2 separate regions of the Homo sapiens genome follow, and region 2 is linked to region 1. Evidence: chromatin loops called from intact Hi-C (ENCODE). Cell type or tissue: heart right ventricle. All regions are shown on one strand. Each heading gives the region's core, and the rest is flanking DNA. Links, peaks and the distances in the headings are about the cores only. Region 1 overlaps LOC101928391 (a long non-coding RNA gene). Region 2 has its middle 37 kb from the start of WDTC1-DT.

The links. A loop is a pair of places that touch in the nucleus more often than their neighbours do. Peaks named below come from ENCODE experiments on the same cell type or tissue, not always from the same donor. Only the 100,000 strongest peaks of a DNase experiment are listed, where the experiment ranks them.
Region 2: it touches region 1 in a loop (2.9-fold over the local background); 12 of 110 quality-filtered maps call a loop at or near these places.

Annotation. Positions count from the first base shown.
Region 1 is chr1:27,040,744-27,049,070 of GRCh38, forward strand. It overlaps LOC101928391 (a long non-coding RNA gene), which reads left to right. Exons shown (of 8, transcript XR_007065559.1): 4 at 4,151-4,276; 5 at 4,475-4,572. Among named protein-coding and RNA genes, the nearest start is that of TENT5B, 32 kb to the left of the region's middle. RefSeq lists enhancers at 1,531-2,083, 5,561-6,061. In heart right ventricle, for the core only: CTCF peaks have their summits at 3,963 (motif pointing right), 5,341 (motif pointing right) and 5,548; DNase peaks (open chromatin) are centred at 3,978 and 5,358; H3K4me3 peaks cover 699 bases; H3K27ac peaks cover 3,438 bases.
Region 2 is chr1:27,193,527-27,201,853 of GRCh38, forward strand. It overlaps the pseudogene CHCHD3P3. Among named protein-coding and RNA genes, the nearest start is that of WDTC1-DT, 37 kb to the right of the region's middle. In heart right ventricle, for the core only: CTCF peaks have their summits at 4,582 (motif pointing right) and 4,782; a DNase peak (open chromatin) is centred at 4,550.

The sequences.
Region 1 (8,327 bases), core at 66-8,065:
CTGCAACCTCTGCCTCCCGGGTTCACGCCATTCTCCTGTCTTAGCCTCCTGAGTAGCTGGGACTATAGGCACCTGCCACCACGCCTGGCTAATTTTTTGTATTTTTAGTAGAGATGGGGTTTCACCATGTTAGCCAGGATATTCTCGATCTCCTGACCTTGTGATCTGCCCACTTCGGCCTCCCAAAGTGCTGGGATTACAGGTGTGAGCCACTGCGCCCGGCAATCCAATTTCTAACTACATATTTATTCGTGTGATTAACTACTGGATGTCTGTAAGTCGTCCAGGTGCAAGGACAGTACCTACCTCGTTCACCAGGATATACTGGAAGCCCGGCACCATGCCTGGCTTACATAAGAGGCACTCTGTAAAAGCTGAATGAGTGAATGGAGGGATGAATGAATGAAAGCACTCTGTAAACTCTAAAGCAGGAGTGATGGGAAAGGATGGACGATAGTAATTGTAAAATAACTACTGTCTAGCAGGCAGAGGCAGCAACACAGCAGGAGTCTCCCCAGCCTGTGGCTGGGCAGGCTGTACCCTGAGTGGCCTCTTCCCCACCGCACCTCACCCTACACTCCAGGGTCACAAGCTTGGTAAGTCTGAAAATAACAGCAGCTATTTCACCCATACTGCCTCATTGAACCTGCACGAGAGGATCTTGGGGTGATGCTATCATTATTCCCACTGTAAAGATTTGGAAACTGGGGCTCAGGGAGCTTCAGTAATTTACCCAAGATAAATGAATGGTGGGGCTGGGATTCAAACATAGGTCTATCGAAGGTCATAGCCCACCCAAGCGTTCATGTTGACACTCTCCTGCCCCTCTGGTCACCTTTAAACCTTTCAATCTCTTCATCCCCATCTTTTTTTTTTTTTTTTTTTTTGAGATGGAGTCTTGCTCTGTCACACAGGCTGGAGTGCAGTGGTGTGACCTCAGTTCACTGCAACCTCCGCCTCTTGGGTTCAAACAATTCTTTTGCCTCAGCCTCCAGAGTAGATGGGACTACAGTTGCCCACCACCACACCTGGCTAATTTGTGTATTTTTAGTAGAGATGGGGTTTCACCATGTTGGCCAGGCTGGTCTCGAACTCTTGATCTCAAGTGATCGCCCGCCTCAGCCTCCTAAAGTGCTGGGATTACAGGCATGAGCCACCATGCCAGGCCACCCGTCCCCATCTTGTCTTCTCTGGAGTCCCTGTGCTCTCCCCAGCAGCTTTGAGCAGGCACCTCTCAGAGCCTCATTTTACCTGTCTGTAAAATGGACACACACATCTCTGACTGTTTTGTAATGAAGGTCCACGAGGATGGGAATGTTTTTTGTAAAACATGTAAACATGTTCTGTGTAAAAGGGCTGAGTGAGGTGGAGCCCAGGTAGTGAAGACGCTGCAGTGACCTGCCCAAGGTCACCCTGTGGTGGCAGGGGAACAGGTCTCTGCCCTCTGGCTGGGCACCATGGGCAAGTGAGTGTGAGGGTGGGTGGCTGTGTGAGTGTGACTGTGCGTGTAGACTACCCCAGGACCAACCTCTTGAAGGTCAAGAAAAGCCCCTGTTGCAGGCCGGGCATGGGTGGCTCACGCCTGTAATCCCAACACTTTGGGAGGCCGAGGCGGGTGGATCATCTGAGGTCAGGAGTTTGAGACCAGCCTGGCCAACAGGGTGAAATCCCGTCTCTACTAAAAACACAAATATTGGCCCGGCGTGGTGGTGGGCACCTGTAATCCCAGCTACTCAGAAGCAGAGGCAGGAGAATTTCTTGAACCTTGGGAGGCAGAGGTTGCAGTGAGCCAAGTTTGCGCCGTTGCACCCGAGCCTGGGTGACAAGAGAGAAACTCCGATTCAAAAAAAAAAAAAAAAAAAAGGAAAAGCCCCTGCTGCTTCCAATTTTAAGGCTTCCAGTGTTATTAAATTAAAAAATAAAAAGGCTGCGGAAAACATCATGCATTTTAAAGGTTTATGTTTAACAAACGAACTTTTTAAAAACACACACACAATGCAATGCCATGTAATTGTGCTATTATTCACAAGATAATTAGAGGATTTATAGAAAATATGAATTCATAGTGCACAGTGGGAGGTGTGGCTGGGTAATGAGATGCAAGCGCACAGTGGCCTGGCGAGCAGCTCCTGCGTTCCTCCCATTGTGTCCCTTTGTTACTACATGTTACATCCTCATTTGGGCATACCAGTGGGCAAGAGACCTTCCTCCACCTGGCCTCTGCCTCGTGTTATCTCCCCACACTCGGCACCCTCTCTGGCTTTTTTTTTTTTGAGACAGTGTCTTTTTTTGAGACACAGGGCAGGGACAAGTCTTTGGTTAATCTTCCATTAATTAATCTATGTATCAGTTACTCACAGATGTTTATTGAGCTCCTATTTTGTATTCTGGAATCCATGTTTTGCTCTGGGGACATGGCAGTGAAGAAAACAGACAAGGTCCCTGCTCTCGGGAAGCCCACAGTCTTGGGTGGGAGACAGACACTTAAGTAAATCAGGCCATATAAACAGTGATAGGGGCTGTGAAGGGCATTAACAGGAACTGAGATGGAATTACAGGAGACTGGCCGGATGCAGTGGCTCACGCTTGTGAGCTGGGATTACAGGGGTCTGCCACCATGCCTGGCTAATTTTTTGTATTTTTACGTTATTTATTTATTTATTTATTTTTGAGACAGAGTCTTGCTTTGTTGCCCAGGCTAGAGTACAGTAGCGCTATCTCAGCTCACTGCAACCTCTGCCTCTCAGGTTCAGTTCAAGTGATTCTCCTGTCTCAGCTTCCCGAGCAGCTGGGATTGCAGGCGCCCGCCACCACGCTCGGCTAATTTTTGTATTTTTAGTAGAGACAGGGTTTCATTGTGTTGGCCAGGCTGGTCTCGAACTCCGACCTCAAGTGATCCACCCACCTTGGTCTCCCAAAGTGCTGGGATTACAGGTGTGAGCCACTGTGCCCAGTCCCAAACCATATTTGAATTAGAGCTGAAGGGCTCCAGGCCCAAATGACTGTTGAGGGGCAGGACCAGCTGCGTCACTGTCACTCTCCTTTCCAGAGAAAAGCTATTCTGGTCCAATTCCTAGCTGCGTGCCTTTGGGAAAACTCTTTCATCTCTCTGTGCCTCAGTTTCTTCATCTGTAAAATTTTTTTTTTTTTTGAGACAGCATCTTGCTCTTGTTGCCAAGGCTGGAGTGCAATGGCGCAATCTTAGCTCACTGCCATCTCCGCCTCCCAAGTTCAAGTGATTCTCCTGCCTCAGCCTCCTGAGTAGCTGGATTACAGGTACCCGCCACCATGACCGGCTAATTTTTTGTATTTTCAGTAGAGACGGGGTTTCACCATGTTGACCAGGCTGGTCTTGAATTGCTGACTACAGGTGATCCTCCTGCCTCAGCCTCCCAAAGTTCTGGGATTACAGGCGTGAGCCACCACATCTGGATTTTTTTTTTGAGACGTAGTCTCGCTCTGTCGCCCATGCTGGAGAGCACTGGCATAATCTTGGCCCACCGCAACCTCCGCCGCCTGGTTCAAGCGATTCTCCTGCCTCAGCCTCCAGAGTAGCCGGGATTACAGGCATCCACCACCACGTTCGGCTAATTTTTGTATTTTTAGTAGAGACGGGATTTCACCATGTTGGCCAGGCTGGTCTCGAACTACTGACCTCAGGTGATCCGCCTGCCTGGGTCTCCCAAAGTGCTGGGATTACAGGTGTGAGCCACTGCGCCCAGCTGTAAAATGATAATAAGCATACCTTAAATATAACTTCCTTTTAAGGCTATTCAAGAAATAAATGTGCTAAGGGCCTGTAAAGGGCTGAGCACAGAGGCTGGCATAGTCAGTGCTCAATAAATGGAAAGGAGAAGATGGAGATGAGGAGGATGGAGGTCCAGAAAGTTGGAGAAGTGTTGGCCTGGTTTCCTCTATCCTGGGACGTCAGGGCTCCCCTCAGCCTTGGCAGTTCCAGGAATGGCCACGAGATGGCGCCTGAATCCCAGTTATGAGGGACTCAGCGGCGCTTCTTAGCAGAGGAAGCTGTTTGCGGGGAAAAAGGGCCAGAGAAGCAGGTAGGCTCCTCAAGCTTGGATGGAGTGGGGCTTGGCACTAGATTTGCTTAAAGTCCAGCCACTTCAGCCTCTCCCTTCGGTTTGTCTCCTAGGGGTTCCCTGTACGTACCCCTTTCCCTCCAGCACTGGAGCCCGAGTCTCCCGCTGAGCAGGCACCTCTCCCTCCACGCCCAGGCTTCTTAAACCAACCCCTCCTCCCCTTGTCATTCATGAACCAGGTAGGAGGACTTAACGGAACACTTCCTGTGGGCCTTGCAGGGTGGGGAGCCAGAGGAAATGACCTGGTTCCTGTTCTTAGCATCCTGGGGGTGGGATAGGAGGTAGGAATAGAAACCAAAAGAGATAAATGGAAAACAGGCAGGATTGGCTTAAGACTTCTCCATCTGTAGGCCGAACCCGTTATCCTCATTTTGCAGATGCAGAAACTGAGGCTCAGAAGCGTTCGGCCACGTGCATGCATTGCCTTTCCCATTGGTGCTCCATCGCCAGTAATGGATAAGTAATAAGTAATAAGGTGAGTTATATCTAAATATATCCATAGACTCATTCAACAGCATCTACAAGAGCGCCGCAGTTCCAGCAAGGATCAGACTTGGCCCCTGCCCTTGGGAGCTGGCAGTCTGGAGGGTGAGGCTGGGTCTGGGGACCCAGAGGATGCAGTTGTTGGTCTCACCTGAACCGGTTGTGGGAGGGAAGGGAGGAAATGTGTGAGAGACTTTGTAGATTTCTTATGCGCAAAGGACCTGCTCCAGGATAACTTTCAAAGAGGCAATATCATGACTCCCATACAAATTAAAATGAACATGTGTCAAAGATTTTCTTTGACTTATTAATTGACATGGAATCAGCAAGATGTTAAAATAAGTTCAACTGAGAATTTGACTTACGGGTATTTATATTCTCTACTGGACAAAATTCCTTTGCACGGTTATGAGCAGGAATCATTTGCTTTGTGATCTGTTTTCCTCAGATTGCCTCTATCCCTACAGAGCTATAAAGCCAATCAAAGACAATCAAAAGCACACAAGCACACACCCCTAAAGAATCAGATCATCACTAGAGGGTCACAGCCAACACCCGGCACTCCTCTGAAAGGAACACACCCAGAAATCTCTTGCCTTTTCCCAGGCTTTGATATATTTTCTTGGCCGACTCCTGGAAGGATCAGGATGAATCAGGTAGCAGCCATTGCTGAGCAGGCAGGCCATCTTAGAGCTTGGTCCTCCTCTTTGCAAAATCTTCCCCATTCAGGCGGTAACTTCTAGCTGCAGCCAGGGTCAGTAACCGCCAGCAGGTGGCGCTGAGGCAAAAATCTCAGCCGCACGTGGGGAATTCTTTGACCCTTGCGGCCCCGCAGGAGTCAGGTTTCCTGACTTCAGGATTTCACGGGACCCTTTCTCCCCACCCCCTCCCCACCTTCTTCTTCTCCTCCTTCTCCTTATCCTTCTTCTCCTCCTCCTTCCTTCTTTTTTTTTTTGGTTGTTGTTGTTTAGTTTTTTGAGACGTGGTCTCGCTATGTTGCCCAAGCTGGTCTTGAACCCCTGGGCTCAAGTGATTCACCCGCCTCGGCCTCCCAAAGTGCAGGGATCACAGGCGTGAGTCACCGCGCCGGGCCATTCCCCCTCTTTTGGGTCAAGTTTTCTCATGATCACAGGGCTGCTTCCAAGTGAGCTCATCTCCAGCCATAAATTCAGCCATTCACTGATTCAATCAATCTTTGATTTGACAAAGTGTCCAGGCCCCAAGTCGTATTCCTGAGGCTCTCCAGGAATTCTTTGTGTCCAAGAAGCAGCCCTTGTCTCTGCTTGTCCGGCTTTGCTGCTCCCAGAAGGAGCAAGGCCTCACTCACCTTTGAGGATGAATTCTGCCATCTCAGGGCCCCATCCCATGCTGCCCCCCCCCCCACCCCTGCCCTGCCTTTGGGTGTATCCACACCCCCCTGGAAACCTGGAAAAGGCACCTCAGCAGAGGATGAATAAAAAGCTTTACTTCTTTCTCTCCTTTCAAGCTCTCATTCCTCCCCCCCCTTTTTTTTCTTGAGACAAAATCTTATTCCGTCACCCAGGCTGGAGTGCAGGGGTGCGATCTCGGCTCACTGCAACCTCTGCCTCCTGGATGCAAGTGATTCTCATGCCTCAGCCTCCCGAGTAGCTGGAATTACAGGTGCACACCACCACGCCCAGCTAATTTTTGTATTTTTAGTAGAGACGGAGTTTCACCATGCTGGCCAGGCTGGTCTCGAACTCCTGACCTCAGGTGATACGCCTGCCTCAGCCTCCCAATGTGCTGGGATTACAGGTGTGAGCCACCGCTTCCGGCTTCATTCCCATTTTACAGGTGAGAAAGTGGCTACTGCTCCTCTGGGTCTGTCCTGGTCGTCGGGGAAGGCTGTATCTCTTTGCTATACTCGGCTTTACTCAGGCCAGAGGATGGCTGAAGAGCTGTCCCCAGGCCTCACTGTTTCCCTGGCCTTCCCATAAACTCACATTCATGGAGGACTGCAGCATAAGAAGCACCTCCTATGCGCTTCCCAAGGGCCTGGAAAGTTCTCCAGAATGTAGTGGGAATAACTACAAGCACAGTCCCATCCCAACTCAGCAGGCAAGGAGTGCTGGGGTGACCACAGCTCCCTCCTCAGCTGAGACCCTGCCCTGGGGTAGGGGCAGCAGGCCAAGGGGAAGGAGGTGGGCAGGCAGGGTGTGCAGGCCATCATGGTAGTGAGGTCTGCACCGGGGCCAGGGCACACATCTGTCCCACTGGGTGCTGGCTGGGCAGTGTTTCCCTGGCTCCTTGGCTCTTCCCTGTATGCTGGGTGCACAATTGTGGGGCATCAGGGAGAAAACCTTCCTCTTCTAGGTTAGGGTCTCTGCCCTCTGCCCCGTGACTGTGACAGCAGCAGGAAAGAAGTCACCACAGTGCTCCTGCGTCTCAGGGATTCCCTAAAAGGAGAATCAGAGAAAAGAGTAGGAGTCCTTGGGAAGCAGATCCTGAGCAGAAAGGTCCCTGGTCTCTGGCCACCTGAGGCCTATAGGCAGTGAGATCTGCTGGGAATGAAGTGGATGGTGGGGTAAATTTGAAGGCAGGTAGGGGAGAAGCAGCACCAGACCCCCAGGGCCCGGACAGGCCAGCGGGCTTCCTGCAGTTTGCACGACCTTGCATCTCCCTTCCTTTCCTGGGAAGCATGTGGTCTGATAGCTTCCAGGATGACAGCTTGTGCTGGGGCCTGGACTTCTCTGCTCTGACAGATTCAGACATCTGTCTTAGTTTGTTTTCTGTTGCTTACAACAGAATACTGAAACTGGGTAATTTCTAAAGGAAATGAATGTATTTTTAAAGTTCTGGAGGCTGGGAAGTCCAAGGTCGAGGGGCCACATCTGGTGGGAGTCTTCTTGCTGGTGGGAGCTCTCTGCAGACTCCTGTGGGAGGGCATGACGTCGCATGGTGAGGGGGCTGAGTGGTGTCCCTCAGTGTCCCTTCCTCTTCTTATAAAGTCCTCAGTCCCACTCCTATAATCACCAATTAACTCATTAATCCATTAACCCACGAGATTAATCCATTCATGAGGGCAGAGCCTTCATGATCCAATCACCTCTTAGAGGTCCTACCTCTCAATATGGCCACACTGGGGATTACATTTCGGCATAGGCTGGGTGCACTGGCTCATGCCTGCAATCCCAGCACTTTGAGAGGCCAAGGTGGGCTGATTGCTTGAGCCCAGGAGTTCCAGACCAGTCTGGGCAACATGGTGAAACCCCATCTTGACAAAATATAAAAAAATTAGCCAGGCATGGTGGTATGCACGTGTAGTCCTAGCTACTCCAGGGGCTGAGGTGGGAAGATTGCCTGAGCCCAGGGAGGTTGACGCTGCAGTGAGCCATGACTGTGCCACTGCACTCCAGCCTATGCAACAGAGCGAGGTCCTGTCTCAAATATATAAAAGAGCTGGGCGCGGTGGCTCACACCTGTAATCCCAGCACTCTGGGAGGCTGAGGCGGGCGGATCATGAGGTCAGGAGATCGAGACCATCCTGGCTAACACGGTGAAACCCCTTCTCTACTAAATATACAAAAAAATTAGCCGGGCGTGGTGGCAGGTGCCTGTAGTCCCAGCTCCTCGGGAGGCTGAGGTAGGAGAATGGTGTGAACCCAGGAGGTGGAGCTTGCAGTGAGCCGAGATCACACCACTGCACTCCAGCCTGGGCGACAGAGCGAGACTCCATCTCAAAAAAAAAAAAAAAAAAAAAAAAAAATATATATATATACACACACA
Region 2 (8,327 bases), core at 319-8,318, 150 kb after region 1:
GGGGAATTTCATCTTTCAGGGGAGAAGGAAATGGTTTTATAGTAAAATCCTTATTCCTTTCAGGGTATTCAGTGCCTATTTCTGACCCCTGCCGTGACTGGAGTGGTCACAGCATGGAGAGAATCTCTGACCTCAAAGCCATGCCCTTCTTTTTGCCCAGAAGGGTGCGTCGCCATATCTGCATGTGTCCCTCCTCACTTCATTCAGGTCTCTGCCTAAAAATCAGAGAAGCCTTCTCTGATCACCCTATCCAAATGACAACCTCCATGTGTAGCCTCATAATCAGTCTAATTTGTCTTCATAGCACCTACCACGCCTTGACATATTTATAGACATTTCTTTGCTTATTGTCTGTCTCCACCCACTAGAATGTAAACTCCAGGAGGACAGGACCTGGTCTGTTTTGTTCACTGCTGTATTCTCAGTGCCTGGGATGGTGCCTGACATATAGTAGGCCCCTAACAAATATGTGGGTTTTTTTGTTTGTTTGTTTTTTGTTTTTTGTTTTTGAGACAGAGTATTGCTCTGTTACCCAGGTTGCAGTGCAGTGGCACGATCTCGGCTCACTGCAACCTCCACCTCCCAGGTTCAAGCGATTCTCCTGCTTTAGCCTCCTGAGTAGCTGGGATTACATGCTTTTGCCACCATGCCTCACTAATTTTTGTATTTTAAGTAGGGGCAGAGGTTTCACCATGTTGGCCAGGCTGATCTTGAACTCATGGCCTCAAGTGATCCACCCACCTCAGCTTCCCAAAGTGCTGGGATTACAGGTGTGAGCTCCCACCCCCAGTCACAAATATGTGTTGAATGAATACAAAGGGAAAATTCAGCTTGCTTTCACTAAGAGCATTTGACACTCCCGCTTCCATCAGCTGCTAAATTCGTCTTACCCCTCAAAGCCTTGCTCCTTTGTCCTCTCTTCAGGGACTTCTCCCTCATCTTCCCCAGCCCAGGGATTGATACAGCCACCCAACCAGCTGCTCCAGCCAGGAACTGGAAGATACCCTCACCTCCTCCTTCTTTCTTCCCACCTCTGCTCCCCGACTCCCCATTACTTCCAGTGTTCAATTAATCACCAACTCCAGTCCACTCTGCCTCTTTTTAAAAGTTTTTGGGACAGGGTCTCACTCTGTTGCCCAGGCTGGTCTCGAACTCCTAGGCTCAAGTAGTCCTCCCACCTCTGCCTCCCAAAGTGCTGGGGTTACAGGCATGAGCCACCGTGCCTGGCCTCCATTCTGCCTCTTAATTATCTCCTAAATCTGCTCATATCTCCCAATATTTGCTACACCCCCCCTACCAGGCAACCCTCCTATTTTCACTGGGTTACTGCACCAACTTTCTCACCAGCCTCCTGCCTCCAGTTTGGCCCCTGCCAGTCAGTCTCCATATTGCAATCAGTGATTGGTGTAAAGCTCAAATTTTCTCGGTAAACAAAGCATTGAGTCCTTAGTGGCCTGAGATAAAGTCCAAGATCTTAATGTGGGTTACAAAGCCCTGCCCCATCTGACCACAGCCTCATTCTTAGCCATACTCTGCTCCTGCCTCTTTGAACTATTTCCAGTTCCCCAAATGTGCTCCTGATAGTTATTTTGCCTGGGAGCTCAGGCCAACTCCTGCTCATCATTCAGGCCTCAGCTCGGATGTTGCTTTCTCCAGGAAAGCCTCCCTGACTTCTGTCCAACCAGGCTGGGCTAGAGGTCCTTAGTGTATCTTAGGGTATAGAATCAGGGCATTCTCCCTACCTGGAGGACTGCTGGTGGTCACTGGTCCAATTTCCACCCTTTTCCGTTTCTTGATAGTGTCACTGCTTAAATAGCCTTCTCTGCTTCTCCGATGCCTCTCACCCTTCAAGACCTATCTTTCTAGACTTGTTATCTAGAAAACTCTCTGGGGAGTAAAAAGAAGGCAGCCTCTGAGTGAGGATGCCCCAAGCTCAAGCCACCTCTGCCACTTCTTAGTGATACAACCTTGGGCATGTCATTGTAAAATGGAGATGATAACGTTAATATCTACCTCACAGTTGTTATAAGTAAAATTATAAATGTTAAAGGACAATTGGCCGGGCGCAGTGGCTCATGCCTAGAATCCCATCACTTTGGGAGGCCAAGGCGAACGGATCATCTGCGGTCAGGAGGTCGAGACCAGCCTGGCCAACATGGCGAAACCCTATCTCTACTAAAAACACAAAAATTAGTAGGGCGTGGTGGCACATGCCTGTAATTTCAGCTACTCAGGAGGCTGAGGCAGGAGAATTGCTTGAACCTGGGAGGCAGAGGTTGCAGTGAGCCGAGACTGTGCCATTGCACTGTAGCCTGGGCGACAAGAGCGAAACTCCATCTCAAAAAAAAAAAAAAAAAGAAAGAAAGATGTTAAAGGACAATGTAAACACTGCGATGTGTTATGGAGACGTGAGAATGATTATTCTCTGCTGGCACTGTGCTCCTGCAGCACTCACAGGCTGTGACCTGCCATTTGCATTTCATTATATCCTGCCTCCAGTGACCTGCTCTCTGCAACCAGTGTGGAAGCCAGCTAGGTTCTCTTCTCTAGCTCTTCCGCATCCCCTAGAGTTCAGAGATTAGTGGTGAGTAAATAGAAGGTGTATGTGATTATAACCAACTACCATTTATTTATCACCTACTATGCACTAATTACTTTACATATATTACAGTCAGGTACTGCATAATGATGTTTTACTCAACTACAGACCACATATACAGCAGTAGTTCCATAAGATTGGAACACCATGTTTTTATTGTACCTTTTTTATGATTGGGTATGTTTAGATACACAAATACTTACCATCATGTTACAATTGCCTACGGTGTTCAGTACGCTAACATGGTGTATAGGTTTGTAGCCTAGAAGCAATAGGCTGTGCCATATAGCCTAGGTGTGTAGGAGGCCATACTACCTAGGTTTGTGTAAGTACACTCTATGATGTTTACATGATGAAATCGCCTAATAACGCATTTCTCAGAATGTATCCTTGTTGTTAAGTAACGCATAGCTGTATTTCTTTTTCTTTTTCTTTTCTTTTTTTTTTTTTTGAGACGGAGTCTCACTCTGTCACCCAGGCTGGAGTGCAGTGGCGTGATCTTGGCTCACTGCAACCTCCACCTCCCAGGTTCAAGTGATTCTTCTGCCTCAGCCTCCCAAGTAGCTGGGACTACAGGCACACACCACCACGCCTGGCTAATTTTTGTATTTTTAGTAGAAACGGGGTTTCACCCTATTAGCCAGGCTGGTCTCGAACTTCTGACCTCGTGATCCGCCTGCCTCAGCCTCCCAAAGTTCTGGGATTACAGGCTTGAGCCACCACACCTGGCCCACATAGCTGTATTTCTAATTCTCAGAACTACCTGGGAGACAAGTAATTTTATCTCCACGATGCAACCTAAGGCTTAGAAAAATTAAATAACTTGCCGGGTGTGGTGGCTCACGCTTGTAATCCTAGCACTTTGGGAGGCCGAGGCGGGCGGATTGCCTGAGTTCAGGAGTTGGAGAACAGCGTGGGCAACACGGTGAAACCCCGTCTCTAATAAAATACAAAAAATTAGCTGGGCGTGGCGGCATGCGCCTGTAGTCCCAGCTACTTGGGAGGCTGAGGCAGGAGAATTGCTTGAACCCGGAAGGTGGAGGTTGCAGTGAGCCGAGATCATGCCACTGCACTCCAGCCTGGTGACAGAGCGAGACTCCATCTCAAAAAAAAAAAAAAAAGAAAGAAAGAAAGAAAGAAAGAAAAATTAAATAACTTGTCCAAGGTCACAGAGCTGTTGAGGTTAGGGACCTTGGGAATCTTTCTGGCACTTCCCCCAGCTTGATGTTAACAGGCTCATGGCCTTCCTCCTGCCGTTTCCTCTCTTGGTCATAAGCTGAGCTGTGTCCAGAGAAAGAGAAAAAATAAATCAAACTTGGGGCCTGGCAAAGGAGGTGAGTGTCATGCCACAGACCAGACACAGGGCAGGAGGAGACTTTTATTTTCTTTTATTTTATTTTTGAGACGGAGTTTCACTCTTGTCGCCCAGGCTGGGATGCAGTGGTGCAATCTCAGCTCACTGCAACCTCCGCCTCCCAGGTTCAAGCAATTTTCCTGCCTTAGCCTCCCAAGTAGCTGGGATTACAGGTGCCTGCCACCACGCCCAGCTAATTTTTGTATTTTTAGTAGAGACGGGGTTTCACCATGTTGGCCAGGCTGGTCTTGAACTCCTGACCTCAGGTGATCCTCCCGCCTCGGCCTCCCGAAGTGCTGGGATTACAGGCGTGAGCCACCGCACCCAGCCAGGAGGAGACTTTTAAAATGAAAATTAAGATACAGCTCCACCCAAAGCACTGTCACAAAGTCCTGGTTCTGTGAATGTAGAGTGTGACAGGTGGTCAGGAAAAGCCCTGCGACATCTTCTAGCTGTGTCAGCACTGAAGTGATGCCCACATCTTACACATGGAAAGTAGATCGGAGTGGGATCTGTTAGCCAGATCACTCACAGTAAGGGAATGGTCCGCTATTACAAGGGTTTCTATCCTCTATGACAAAGATTTTAATTTAGGAAGAGAAGATGCAGGGTTCATAGTGAGCCACAAGGTGGCACTGTGAGAGGAGGGCACACAAAGTACCGAATTAGAACCTCTGGACGTGAAGGATTAGAAGAGATTTTACAGCAGAGAAATACAAAGTAAACGCCTCCTTTTACAGAAGAGATATGAGGTCCAGAGAAGTTATCCAAGTTGTAGAGTTTTGTGGTTAAGCCAGTACCAGAGACCCAGGTCTGTCTGTTTCTAAGTGTGGTGCACTTAACCTGTAATGCTCACCAAATCACATCTACAGATTCCCACCCATTGCATGGTGTGATCTTACTCAAGTCACTGATGTATTTCTGGGTCTCAGTCTTCCTGACCATAGAATGTAGGACTAGTCTAGATCTGGTTTTCTTTTTCTTTTTCCTTTTTTTTGAGACGGAGTTTTGCTCTTGTTGCCCAGACTGGAGTACAATGACGTGATCTCAGCTCACTGCAACCTCCGCCTCCTGGGTTCAAGCGATTTTTCTGCCTCAGCCTCCCGAGTAGTTGGGACTATGGGCGCATGTCACCACGCCCAGCTAATTTTTGTATTATTAATAGAGACGGGGGTTTCACCATATTGGCCACGCTGGTCTCGAACTCCTGACCTCAGGTGATGTGCCCACCTCGGTTTCCCAAAGTGCTGGGATTACAGGCGTGAGCCACCGCGCCTGGCCTCATTTTTATATTTTTCTTTTTTTGTTTGAGATGGAGTCTCACTCTGTCACCCAGGCTAGAGTGCAGTGGCATGATCTTGGTTCACTGCAACCTCTGCCTCCTAGACTCAAGTGATTCTCCTGCCTCAGCCTCCCGAATAGGGCTGAGATTATAGGCATGCACCACCATGCTCAGCTAATTTTTTTGTATTTTTAGTAGAGATGGGGTTTCACCATGTTGGCCAGGCTGGTCTCGAACTCCTGACCTCAAATGGCTCGCCCGCCTCGCCTCCCAGAATGCTGGGATTACAGGTGTGAGCCACCGTGCCTGGGTTTTTTTGTTTGTTTGTTTTTGTTTGTCTGTTTGTTTAGGAGCAGAAGTTTAATAGGTAAGAGAAAGAGAAAGGAAAACAGCTCTCTTCTCTAGTGAAAGAGAGGGGACTTCTGAGAGGAAAAGGCTGGCCAGTGGCGGATGCACTGGATTTTATATGCAGGCTTGAGGAGGTGCTGTCTGCATAGACAGAAAGGATAGGAGACATGGCAGTCATGGACAGAAAAGGAGGAGATTACGACAGAAAAGTTGGAGATCCTGTTGCTGACACCCCATCGGGTGGTTGGAGGCTGGGGTCAGTCCAGAAGCCTTTGGATAACACCAGGGGGTAGCCTCAGCCAGAAATCCTCAGTTACTTCCAGGACCTCTTCCAGCCCCACATGACAGCTAAGTCCTCTGTGAAAGGAAGCTGGTTCAAACATGGCTAATATGCCCAGCAATCTGTGGGTACTGGGGGATTCTCCGTGTTCTCCTCAGCAAGCCTCACATCTAAGTCTTTAAGAACACGCCATGCTAATCGCATTCTTAAATGGCTGAAGGATGCCTGTTAGTGATTTGATTTGGTTCTAAAATGGAGGCCTGACACGGTGTGGCCGACACCTGGTATCCCATCATTTTGGTAGGCTGAGGCAGGCAGATCACCTGATGTCAGGAGTTCAAGACCAGCCTGGCCAACAAGACAAAACCCCATCTCTACTAACAATACAAAATTAGCTCAGCATGGTGGTGCAGGCCTGTAATCCCAGCTACTTGGGAGGCTGAGGCAGGAGAATCATTTGAACCTGGGAGGTGGAGGTTGCTGTGAGCCGAGATTATACTACTGTACTCCCGCCTGGGTCAGAGAGGAAGATCCTGCCTCAAAGTAAAATAAAATAAAATATAATAAAATAAACTGGAGGCTGAGAGCCCCAAAATGAAAGGACAGAGTTGGAGTCTGCTCCTCTACTCACTGTTTTTTTTTTTTTTTTTGCCAGTCTTTGTCAGAAAATATATTTATTATTGATAGTGAGTGAAGTAAAGATGTGAGTATTCACTATAGAGGTTATATCAGCCAAGGTTGCCTTCATATTGATAAAAATACCTTATCTCACTTGTAATCATAAACATTATTCCAGTAGAAGAGGTACATTTTCTCTCCTTTTTGTCTTCTTGCCTGTATAATCACCATAATAAGTTACAATGAAATAGCTTTTATATAATCAAAGGAGAAAAGAAAGAGAGACAAAACCAACATGCCACAGCCTAGACAATTCCATCCAGCACTGCTGCCTCCAGATCTGTTTTCTGGCTTTCTCCACCCAGCACTGCTGCCTCCAGATCTATGTTTTGTGGCTCTCTCCTCACCCTACTCCAATTAATTTAGCCCCCGACCCCATCTACTTTGTTAGGGTGGAGGTTCACCAAATGATGGGGCTTGTTCAGAAGAGAAACATTTTATGGTCAGTGGAAGTTGAGTAGAAAGTACCAAAATGTGGAGAGGGCTGCCCTTCTCTTTTAATCATCATAAGAGGGTTTGCTAATACTGAAGAGTGTCCTTTAATGACTGATCCCTGATCAAGGCTTTGGCCCTTCAAATTGCTGCTGTTCAAAATGTGAAATGATTCTGCTGAATCCATTCTTGGTGTCTCTCTTTAGTGGTCTTCTCATTAGTGGTCTTCTCTTCAAATGGGTTGTTTTCTCACTAGGAAAAACAATGTTCCATCTCTGGAATTAACGTTGATGGTGTTTTGCTCATTCTGAAAGTTTTTATCCTCCCTTCTCAAGCATGGCCACTCTGGGTGGCCAGAGTGGAGCATTTGAAGGTCTGGTGGGTGTTCTCACGGTAACACTGAAGAATTTTGGCCTGCAGATCAGCACAGACTGGATGAGACTCATACCGCTTGAACTTTGCTTCCACCTCTTCAGCAGCTTTCTGATATTGTTCAGTGGTGACTCTGAAGAACTCTGAGTTCCTCTTCTCCAGTCTAGCCAGCTGTTCGTTGTAGAATGCATCCTGCTTCTTTAGCACTCGGTCTTTCTCTTCCAGCTGCCTAGCCAGGTGCTTTGCCTTAGCGCGTTCCTCCTCGCTAGATATCCTCTCCCGAAGGATGGCTCTGGTTAACTGCTCATTGGCAGCAACCCTCTCTCGGTCCAGCTCTTTGGCTGCTTTAGTCGTTTCTCATCTTCAGATTCTTTCTTGGCTTGCTCCAATGCCAGCTCCTCAGCTACTCTTCTTTTCAATTCTTCATCAGAAACTGAGGCACCATAAGCACCAGAATACCGCTGAGACTTCGAACCAGATGGAGAGGATTCCTTCATTCGATCAATCACATTTTCTGAAAGCCGGATGCCCTTCACCACGGTAATGTTCTCATTCTCGTCCGCCTCGAAGGTGACCCGGCGGGTGCTGGTGGTCCCACCCATGGCTCCGGTTCCTGCCCCAGCGGAGACCTAGCGCGGAACCACGAGCACTTCGGGGCCCCCGCGCCCACACGCGCATGGAAGGGCCTGGATTCTTTTCCCGCACGGCGGGAGCAAGGCCACGGCCCCTACTCACTGTTTCAATGAATTATGTACCTTGGTATCCTGGACAAGGTCCCCAATATGAAGCAACTATGTTGTCTGGGTAAGTACCCAGGGTTCATCATCTCACACCAAGAAAATTTAGGATATGGACACACATGAGGAGTTTAGGAGCAGAGGTTTAATAGGCAAGAGAAAGAGAAAGAAAGAGAAAGGAAAACAGCTCTCTCTCTAGTGAGAGAGGGGGGACTTCTGAGAGGAAAAATCCCCCTCTTTTTTTT